Regions from separate parts of the Homo sapiens genome. Here region 1 is linked to region 2. Evidence: chromatin contacts called from ENCODE Hi-C or POLR2A ChIA-PET data. All regions are on one chromosome and are shown on one strand. Each heading gives the region's core, a stretch centred on a gene start or an enhancer-like site at or near the end of the contact. The rest is flanking DNA. Distances are from core to core; before and after follow the strand shown. Region 1 has its middle 28 kb from the start of SMKR1. Region 2 has its middle 5.5 kb from the start of MIR183.

Region 1 (4,705 bases), core at 1,125-3,624, 250 kb before region 2:
CAGTTCAAGTGATTCTCCTGGCTCAGCCTCCTGAGTAGCTGGGGTTATAGGTAACCCTACCATGCCCAGCTAATTTTTTTTGTATTTTTAGTAGAGACGGGGTTTCACCATGTTGGCCAGGCTAGTCTCGAACTCCTGACCTCAAGTGATCCACCTGCCTCGGCCTCCCAAACTGCTGGGATTATAGGCATGAACCACCGCACCCAGCCTGTAATGAATTTTTTAAAATTCAGAAAACAATTTAAAAAAGCACAAGGCTGAGAGACAGCTGGCATCAGGAGCTGGGTGGAAGAAGAGGTGGCATGATTGGTACTTATTCCTCAACTTGCTGTTTCTGTGCACTGTGTTTAATTTCTCCAGCCGCCTGTAGAGGTGTCCAAAGCCTTTGGGATGCCTGAACAAAGCACGGAGCTTCAAGTCTCAAAACTCTTCTTAATCTCTGATCGCATTTGTTTCTGCACCTCCAACTCCTAGAGAAATTGTTGAAATAAGATGTCGGTCGTGAAATATTTTCTTTTGATTAGTGCTTACATTTATCAAAATGCAATTCATAATTCAGCATTTACACTATTATTTGTGTTGAGACAGTGTGCTTCCTGATTTCTTGTGTGAAAAAAAAAAGTGGAGGCCAGGCATGGTGGCTCATGCCTGTAATCTCAGCACTTTGGGAGGCTGAGGTGGGCAGATCACCTGAAGTCAGGGGTTCAAGACCAGCCTGGCCAACACGGCGAAGCCTCGTCTCTACTAAAAATACAAAAATTAGCCGGTTGTGGTGTTGGATGCCTGTAATCCCAGCTATTCGGGAGGCTGAGGCAGGAGAATCGCTTGAGCCCAGGAGGCAGAGGTTGCAGTGAGCTGAGATGGCACCACTGCACTCCAGACTGGGCGACAGAGTGAGATTCCATCTCAAAGAAAAAGAAAAAGAAAGTGGAAGATTTTTTTCAATTGCAAAAATTCTTAGGAGTTCAGCCTTCCCATTTGTTCAAAGCAGAATTAACAACAAGAGAATCTCACGGAGCATGATGTCTTCTGTGATGTCTTCTTCTCCTGCCCTGGCAGAGTCATGGAGCCTTGGAGATTACCCTCCAGCCCTCAGAGCAGTGTGCAGCCAAAGTTGGTCCCTGGAAGCTCGCACACAGGCCCAACCCAGACCCCGGGTCCTGCCTCTATGGCTGCAGGCAGGTCTATCCACCCTGCTGCAAAGTGGCCTTTCATAACCCTGGGGGCAGTTCTTTGTGAAGAGGGATGCCTCAGACACCCAATCCCTTCAGACGCTTTTTACTTGACATGACCCCCTCTTAGGTCGCCCTCTTTTGGATGCAGCCAGTTTGTCATTGTGCCTCTAGCTAAGATGGGACCTCCACAGTTGGTTATGTGATTTCATAGTGCAGTGAGGTTCTGGGCTCCTGAAATCTGGCTGGTAGACCATCCCTCCCTGCCAAGCATGAGGCTTTTAGAATAGATTCATTTTTCCTTTAAAATAGATCAAAGTGGCCAGGCATGGTGGCTCATGCCTGTAATTCCAGCATTTCGCGAGGATGAGGCAGGAGGATCACTTGAGGCCAGGAGTGCAAGACCAGCCTGGCCAACAGAGAGAGACCCTGTCTCTACAAACAAATTAAAAAATTAGCCAGATGTGGTGGGTCATGCCCCTAGTCCCAGCTACTTGAGAGGCTGAGGCGGGAGAATTGCTTGAGCCCAGGAGTTCGAGGCTCCAGTGAGCTGAGATTGCACCACTGCACCCCAGCCTAGGTGACAGAGTGAGACCTTGTATCTCAAAAAAAAAAAAAAAAAAAAAAAGCCAACGTGGTGGCTCAGGCCTGTAATCCCAGCACTTTGGGAGCCTGAGGCAGGCGGATCAACTGAGGTCAGGAGTTCGAGGTCAGACCAACATGGCAAAACCCCGTCTCTACTAAAATCACAAAAAATTAGCTGGGTGTGGTGGTGGGCACCTGTAATCTCAGCTACTTGGCAGGCTGAGGCAGGAGAATAACTTGAATCCAAGAGGTGGAGGTTGCAGTGAGCCGAGATCATGCCACTGCCCTTCAGCCTGGGTAACAGAGTGAGATTCTGTCTCAAAAAAAAAAAAAAAAACATAAAAAATTTAAAAAATAGATCAAGGTTCAGTGCAGCCACTGTGGAAAACAGTTTGGGATATTCCTCAAAAAGTTAAACATAGAACATGACCCAGCAATTCCCCTTCTAGGGGTATACTTAAGAGAAATGAAAGCAGGGAGCCAAACAGATACTTGTCCGCAATTTCCATTGCAACATTATTCACAATGACCAAAAGGTGGAATCAAACCAAGCGTCCATGAGCAGACAAATGGATAAACAGATGTGATGCGTTCACTCAATATTCAGCCCTAAAGAGGAAGGAAATCCTGACACATGCTACAACAGTGATGAACCTTGAAAACATTCTGCTGAGTGAAATAAGCCAGACCCAAAAGGACAAATATTCTATGACTCACCTAGATGAGTAATTTAGAATAGGTGAGTTCATTGACACAATGTAGAATAGTGCTGGTGGTGGTGGTGGTGGTGGTGGTGGTGGTGGTGGTGGTGGTGTGTGGGAGGGGGGTGTTGCTGAGGAGGGGCTGGAATGGAAACTCATTATTGTTTGTTTTTGTTTTTGTTTTTTTTTGAGACAGAGTCTCGCTCTGTCACCCAGGCTGGAATGCAGTGGCACAATCGTGCCTCACTGAAACCTCCACCTCCCAAGGCTCAAGTAATCCTCAGGCCTCAGCCTCCCAAGTAGCTGGGACTGGGACTGCAGGGTGTGTCACCACACCTGGCTGGGAAGTTATTGTTTAGAGCATTTGTTTGGGATGATGAAAAGGTTCTAAATGCATGTCAGTGATTGTTACACAACATTGTGAAGGGTCTTAATGCTGCTAATTTATACACTTAAGCATGGTTAAAATGGTAAATTTTATGTATATTTTACAACAATACAAAATACAAAATAAAATCAAGGCTTCTCCCTTTTTGTTCCAGGTCTCTGAGAGAGGTGGCGGCGGAGGGACAGCAGATGCAGGGCAGAGGCCCCCATGCCCCGAGGCTTTCTCTCTGCGTGGGGGCAGGGTGGGGTGGGTGGCAGATAGAAGGGAGAGGCTTTCTCAGAAGGACCGGCCACCACCCCAGTCCTTTGCTCGAAGCCTTCTCTCCCCTCGCGGCGCAGAGAAGCCAATCCTCCCTCTGCCCCTGCACACCTTGCCCCCCAGTCTCAAGGCCACACCTGGGCTACTAGTCACCTGGCCCACCCCACTCCTTTACCCTCTGAGGCCTCGAACCCACCTCCCACAGAAAACAGTCCACACCTGCCTGCTCGCCCTTCACCGCTCCTGACACACCCAGCTGGAATCTACATTTCCTTATTCGCACCTTGGATCTGTCATGCGGTGAACAGCCGTCTGCAGTTATTTCAATTTTGTGTGTTCTCTCCCTGACTAGGATATAGAAGGTAGGATATAGACTAGGAGGTAGAGAAGCTGTGATGAGACGTCAGGCTGGAGGCAGAGCCTCAGAGTGCAGACTCGGGGAGGCCATGCAAACTGCGGCTGCGAGCTCAGGGGCTCACTCATGTGTCCCCAGTCACTGTCATGCGGACTGTCATCGTATTTGCCAAAAACGCTTCACAAGGGGAGCTATAAACAGCAGTGTCCACCCAATAGGGCCCACGCCTTGACCTTGGAGTTGAATCGTCAGCACCACTTGACCGCTTCTCTCTGTGTCCTTCACCCTTGACCTCTTTGACAGTGTGGTGCCGGGTGTGTGCAGCCTGAGGGAATCTGTTCCGGGACGTGGTTGAGCTCCATCTGCCCTGCTAAATTCAGCCTCCAAGAGCCCATATGGCAACGCCGCAGCTTGAGGCCGCCGTACAGCCAGGCTGTGTGTGCGTGTGTGCACACTCTGTGTGTGTGTCCATGTGCGTGCATCCGTGTGCTTGTGTGCGTGTGTCTGTGTGCATGCATGTGCGTGTGCCCGTGTGCATGCGTACACTCTGTGTATGTCCATATGCATGTGTGCGTGTGTCTGTGTGCGTGCGTGCACACTCTGAGTGCATGTGTACACTGTGTGCGTGTGTGTTGTGTGTGTCCACACCACCACCAAGTGAGCTCAGATGGAGGACAGAAGAGTTTGAAGGTGTGGCTAATGTTGATCTTGAGAGGCGATGAAAGGGCGGCGCAGGGTGTGGGAGGGACGGGCCCCTAGGTTGCTGTGGTGGAGAGAATCCCTTGGCCCAGCTTTGCTTTGATGGATGGGTCAGCTGAGGTTCTCCTGGTTTAGGCCTCTGGTCAAAATGCAGCAGCCTGCTGACAGGTCCTTCCCTTGAATGACAAGTCTGGCTCACCACGGTGCCCAGTCAGAGGCATCTGCCCCTGTACCCCAGATCTTTGCATTTTACCCAGAGCCCTCCATTCATGGGCTCTACTGCAGTCTCTGTCTCCCCAGTGCCGGTAAGTTGACCTCAGCCCTCTGTAGGCTCCACGGACGGACAAGGAAGGTCGAGTGCCTTCTCCAGCTCCACCTTGGGCGGCCACCATGGCTCCTGCAGCCAGTCCACCCAGAATGTCTCCAGCTGCCACCATGTACAGAAGATGGGGGCAAGAACCGCCTGTTAAGAGCTGAATGTTTTTGTTCCTTCCCTCTTCAGTTCATTTGTTGAACCCCTAACTCCAAATGTAATGGTATTTGGAGG
Region 2 (4,547 bases), core at 877-3,376:
TTTCCCCGAAGCCCAGGCCGCCACCGACCCATTAAATAAATACTCAGGTGTCTGGGGTGCGGAGCTCACTCCAAGAGCCACTGGGCCCCGGTAGGAGAAAAAGAATAAACGAAATCCTCACAAGTGAGGCCGGCATCCTAGAATTTTCTCTTCTTTGCGTAAGGCCGACTCCAGAGGTCCCGCTAACTCCCCCGCAGGAGCATGAAGGGGCGGCCTTGAGCGGTAAAGAAACGAGCAGTGGTGGAGGCTGCCGCTCCGAGCCCAGGTCCGAACCGAGAGCCGCGCGGGGAATGTGGGGGTCGAGGCTGAGAGCTGGGCTTGGGGCAGGTTCCTTTGCGTTCGCTCAGGCCACGATGAGGCCACTAGGACAGATTTCTCCGAAGGCTCGGCCTCGGATCAGAGATCCGCCGACTCGGTGCCCATCGGTCGGGCTCACTGGGTGACAGGTAGAGGGTGATGCGCACCCGTAGAGCTGAGTGACCCGGCCCGAGAATCCGCCACCTGGCTCGCAGGATTTTCGCCCTCAGGAGCTTTGCGAAGACGGGCGCAAACCTGGGAGGCGCCGCCGCACCTTGCCTGTGGGGGTGGGGAGGTCGATTACGGCACCGCCCGCCCTCGGCCCTAATCGCTCAGAGCCGGCCTCAGTGCCCCTGCCCCCGGCGGGTATTACTGTACACGGTGTCCGGGAGCCCGGGTTGGAAGAGCAAACGAATGGCTCAGCCTGGAGGACACCGTGGAATCGGGCGACCCCTGACCCCGGGTGACACCCTCACTGCCCATAGTCCTGGGATGCGCTGACCGGTGAGGCGCCAGAGGCAAGCCGTCCAGCCGCCGATCTTGGGGAAGGGCTGGGAACCTGGGTGCCACTAGCGCTATTAACAGGAATGGGGCAGTTGAGGGCGGGGAACGGTGTCTCATTCGCGTGCGCCGGGGTTCCCGGGATGAGTGGCCGCGAAGTGGAGGCACACGGGAGGTCTGAGAGCCGCTTTCCCCCAGAGACTGGGCGGGGCGGCTCCGGGCCACGGAAGCAGCCTCGAACCAGCCGCGCAGCCCTGACAAGACGCTGGAGGGGCCAGCTCCGGGGCCCCGGCGCTCTCCGCAGCCCCCTCCCAGCCTGGCGCTTCCGCCTGAGCCCACCAGGGCGGCGAAACGCAGCCCGACCCCAGCCAAACTCCTCGCGGGTAGGCACCTCGCAAGCACCGGCCGCACTCGGACCGCAGCCGCTCCCGCCCCCGCCCCCGCCCGGGAACAGCGCTGGGCGCTGGGCAGACGCCACTGGCGGACCCGGGACCCAGGCGCCCCGTGGGCGCCTCCGCCTGAAGGCGCGGAAGAGCGAGTAGGCACTGCCGCGTCATCCCCGAAAGCCAGCTGCGCCGGGACTTCTGCCCTGCACCCGGGTTCTAGTGCGGCCGGTCCCGGGCGCCCGCCTCCGCCTCCTCTACTGAGCCCCGCTCTGGCTCCGCCCGGCCCGCCCCCCCGCTCCCGGCCCCAGACACTCACCTGCGCCGGCTCCAGGCTGGGCGCACAGCCGCCTCTCAGCTCCGCGCGGAGTCCACACCAGAGAAGCCAGGCAAAAACGGCCCCGGTTTGGAAAGAGCCGCATGGACGGAGCTTGAAGCGCGCCCGGCCCGGGCCCAAACCTCCGCTGCCCCGCGAGAGGGGGCGGCGCCGGAGCGCCGAGCCCAGCGGGGGAACAAAGGGGAGCCGGGACCCGGCCGCGCGCTTCCTGGGTGTCGGGTGACAGGTCTGCCGGGGAAGGCCCCGGCCCGGCCACCTGAAGAGGAGCCGCCTCCGCGCTGCAGGCGGGGGAGGTCCAGAGGGGTACCTGGGCCCGAGGACCGGAAGAACAGGGGGCGCGGGCTGCCCGGACCGCGCGGCTGGACGGAGGCCCTGCGGCTCCGGCACGGCTGCGCGGGGGCTCGACGGAGTGCACAGAGAATGACTCCAGGAGGGTTTTACCGCCCCCCGCCCCGGGCCCCGCCCGCCCCTCGCGCAGCGCCATTGGCTCAGGTGCCGCGAGGCGGGGAGGGGCAGGGGGCGGGCCGGGGATGATTCACCTTGAATGTGGCTCCGGTTGGTGCGCGGCGCAGGGCACGCCCGTCCGGGACTGCGGAGACGCCGGGAGCCCCGCCTGCTTGCCCAACCCGGCCGGGTCTGGCCCCAAGGGGTCCCGTCGCCCGCCTTCTATCCCCGCCTCCTGCCCTCGGGCTAGGGTGCCGCTAGCCGAGGTGCGCCCGGACGCCCTGCCACCCCAGCGCCCTCTGAGCCCGGAGCTAGCCGAGGTGTGTGTGGCGTGGCGTGCTTGGAAATCCGACCCTGGGAGGGGGGAGGGGAAGTGCGTTGGGAGCTGGGGCGCACCGTAGGGCCACTGGACGATCTCTGCAGTCTCCCCGCAGAAAGGTGCTCAAGGCTGACCTGTCTCAGGGGGCGCACCCGGACCCAGGGGCGCAGGGCTGGAATGGGGACAAGGGGCCTCCATGTCCTCACACGCCCACCCTCGGCCAGTTCTGCGGCCTCACAGGTGTCTGGCCACCGCTGCCGCCGCCGCCGGGAACAAAGGCTGTCTGTCCCAAGAGAGGGAGGGGGAGGGGAGCCGCCCCCCAGACCCGTTCCCATCTCCCCCTCCCCCCACTGCGACAGTGGCTCCCTCGGGAGGGGGCGGGGCCAGCCGGGGCTGGGGCGCGGACGCGGATTAGATCCTTCTCAACCGTCCTTTGGTCTGACACCACCCGGAGCATTCAGAAGGGACCGGGGGGCAGGGGCTAGGTCCTCCAAGCTGTCAGCGTTGGGGTGGCCTCTTCCTTCTTCCCCAGCATCCTGAGCACCGGAGCGCCCCCTCCCTCCCTGCTGCTTTGGCTGCCCTTGGCAGTCCCAGCTCCGCCCCGCCCGGCCGCCCCAGACGGCAACGGCAGCTCAAAACCAGATTAAAATAAAACGTTAATCCGCCCTTCTCCTTTTTAGCTTCTAGTTCTTCCCAATCGACCCCCGCAGATCTGGCACCCTAGAAGCCCCTGTAAAATGAGGGTGGTGCTTAGCCTATGCTCCCACCAAACCTAACCCTTGCACTTGAAGACCGTTAACACCTTGTCTTGGGCTCGAGCAAAAGAAGGGGGTGAGGCAGTGGAAGCGGGGCCCGGGAAATCTATAGTTTCCCCACCCCCAGCTCCTGCCGAGCCGGGAGGGGCCAAGGGTGACGGCAAGGATACGAACCCTTCAATATGCCCGACTCCCGGGCAGGGCCTGCTGAAGCCGTAGATGTCGCAGCCAGATGGATCGGGAAGCAAGATTCCCACCCCAGGTGGATAACTGGACGAGTCTCAGGGCCTCGGGGCCCCTCTCCCCATGCAGCCAGGGATGGGCACGGTGAGCGAGAACCCGGACAGCGGAGATAATGAGCACGTCACAGAGCCCAACGGGCCAAAAGGGGGTGATAGCTCCACATTAACCCCTCCCCGTCCTACTAGCATTCCCCCGCCCATCTAGGTCGCCTCGAGCCTCCCTGGCTGTCTCTGCACCCGCGCCCTACCTGGTCCTCAGACCCATGCGATGCTGGGCAACCCGGGCCGGGTGTGCCCAGGACCGCAAAGCGGGAAGCGCAGGCCTTGCGGACTGCGAGTGGCCCCCGCGGCCTGCTGCTCCCCTTTATAACGCGCGCCCCGCCCCCCGCGCTCCGGGCGCCCCGCCCTGGCCCATTCACCTGCTGTCGAGAACCAGACACCGCGCAGCAGAAAGCTAGCCGCTGGGCCGCGAGGTCCGGCCGTCGGAGCGGGCGGGGCTGGGGCGCCGCCGAGACAGATCCGATTTCCACCTTTTCTTAAATGCGCTGCTGAAAGTCGAGAAGGCCCCGGCCGGGGAGCTCGCGTCGCTTCCTCCCCCCTCAGCTCCCCTCGCACCCTGAGTCCCCCAGCCCCACTCCGGGAGGGGCCGCGAAACTGCACCCGCAAGGGCCTCATACATATTTTAAGGAGCAGGCCAGGCAGGTAACCGGAGCTGGACTCGGACGGTGAGGGGGCGGCCCCCGGGGACCTGATACCCTGGATCCCTTACGGCTCAGGGCTCAGGCGGGGGAAGAGGTGGCTCAGGACGACCTGGGGTCCTCACTTTGCTGGCCTGTCCAGCGCATCCTAAGCCCGCGTGTATCCTACCCCCTCCTTCTGCAGATCCAATGTCCGTCTGGCAATTGCCCCATTCCCTCTCGCTGGAGAGATCCCTTCCGCCTCGCCACAGGCGTCCCACGCTGCCCGGAGTCGTGCGCCCCGGGACGGGTAGTTTTGGGTTCCTCGACGCTTGGCCAGGTTTAGGAAAGACCCGCTGTCTTCCTTGCTGCCCCCACCTAGGAGACTCGGCGCCTTGCGCTCCGTCCTTTTTAATGGTGTCGCGGCTTGTCCCTCTGGCTTGCTCCCTCCTAGTCCCTACCCCACACGGCTCCCTTCGCCAGCTCCATGACAATCCCACTCGTGCTGAAGACCTTGGGCAAAGAAGTAACCATCGGTCTTCCCCTCCCTTCCCATTCCTCCGGCGGCAGGACTAGGGGGAAAGGTGCCCGG

The links. A loop is a pair of places that touch in the nucleus more often than their neighbours do. ChIA-PET counts read pairs that join two places held with the same protein, here RNA polymerase II (POLR2A). Pooled maps may share reads with other maps.
Region 1: a loop to region 2 is called in a pooled map, with 5 times the contacts of the local background. The contact joins two enhancer-like sites. A Hi-C loop is called at or near these places in 3 of 50 pooled maps. POLR2A ChIA-PET finds 5 or more read pairs at or near these places in 3 of 52 experiments (MCF 10A, PC-9 and endothelial cell of umbilical vein).

Annotation. Positions count from the first base shown.
Region 1 is chr7:129,528,562-129,533,266 of GRCh38, forward strand. No RefSeq gene overlaps it. Among named protein-coding and RNA genes, the nearest start is that of SMKR1, 28 kb to the left of the region's middle. Within about 2 kb of position 2,375, at least 3 of the 41 ENCODE cell types and tissues checked have a DNase peak (open chromatin) inside an H3K27ac peak, as active enhancers do; they include PC-9, where a contact is called at or near this core.
Region 2 is chr7:129,778,290-129,782,836 of GRCh38, forward strand. No RefSeq gene overlaps it. Among named protein-coding and RNA genes, the nearest start is that of MIR183, 5.5 kb to the left of the region's middle. RefSeq lists silencers at 1,194-1,323, 1,474-1,553, 1,614-2,413 and enhancers at 2,034-2,879, 3,726-4,547. Within about 2 kb of position 2,127, at least 14 of the 41 ENCODE cell types and tissues checked have a DNase peak (open chromatin) inside an H3K27ac peak, as active enhancers do; they include PC-9, where a contact is called at or near this core.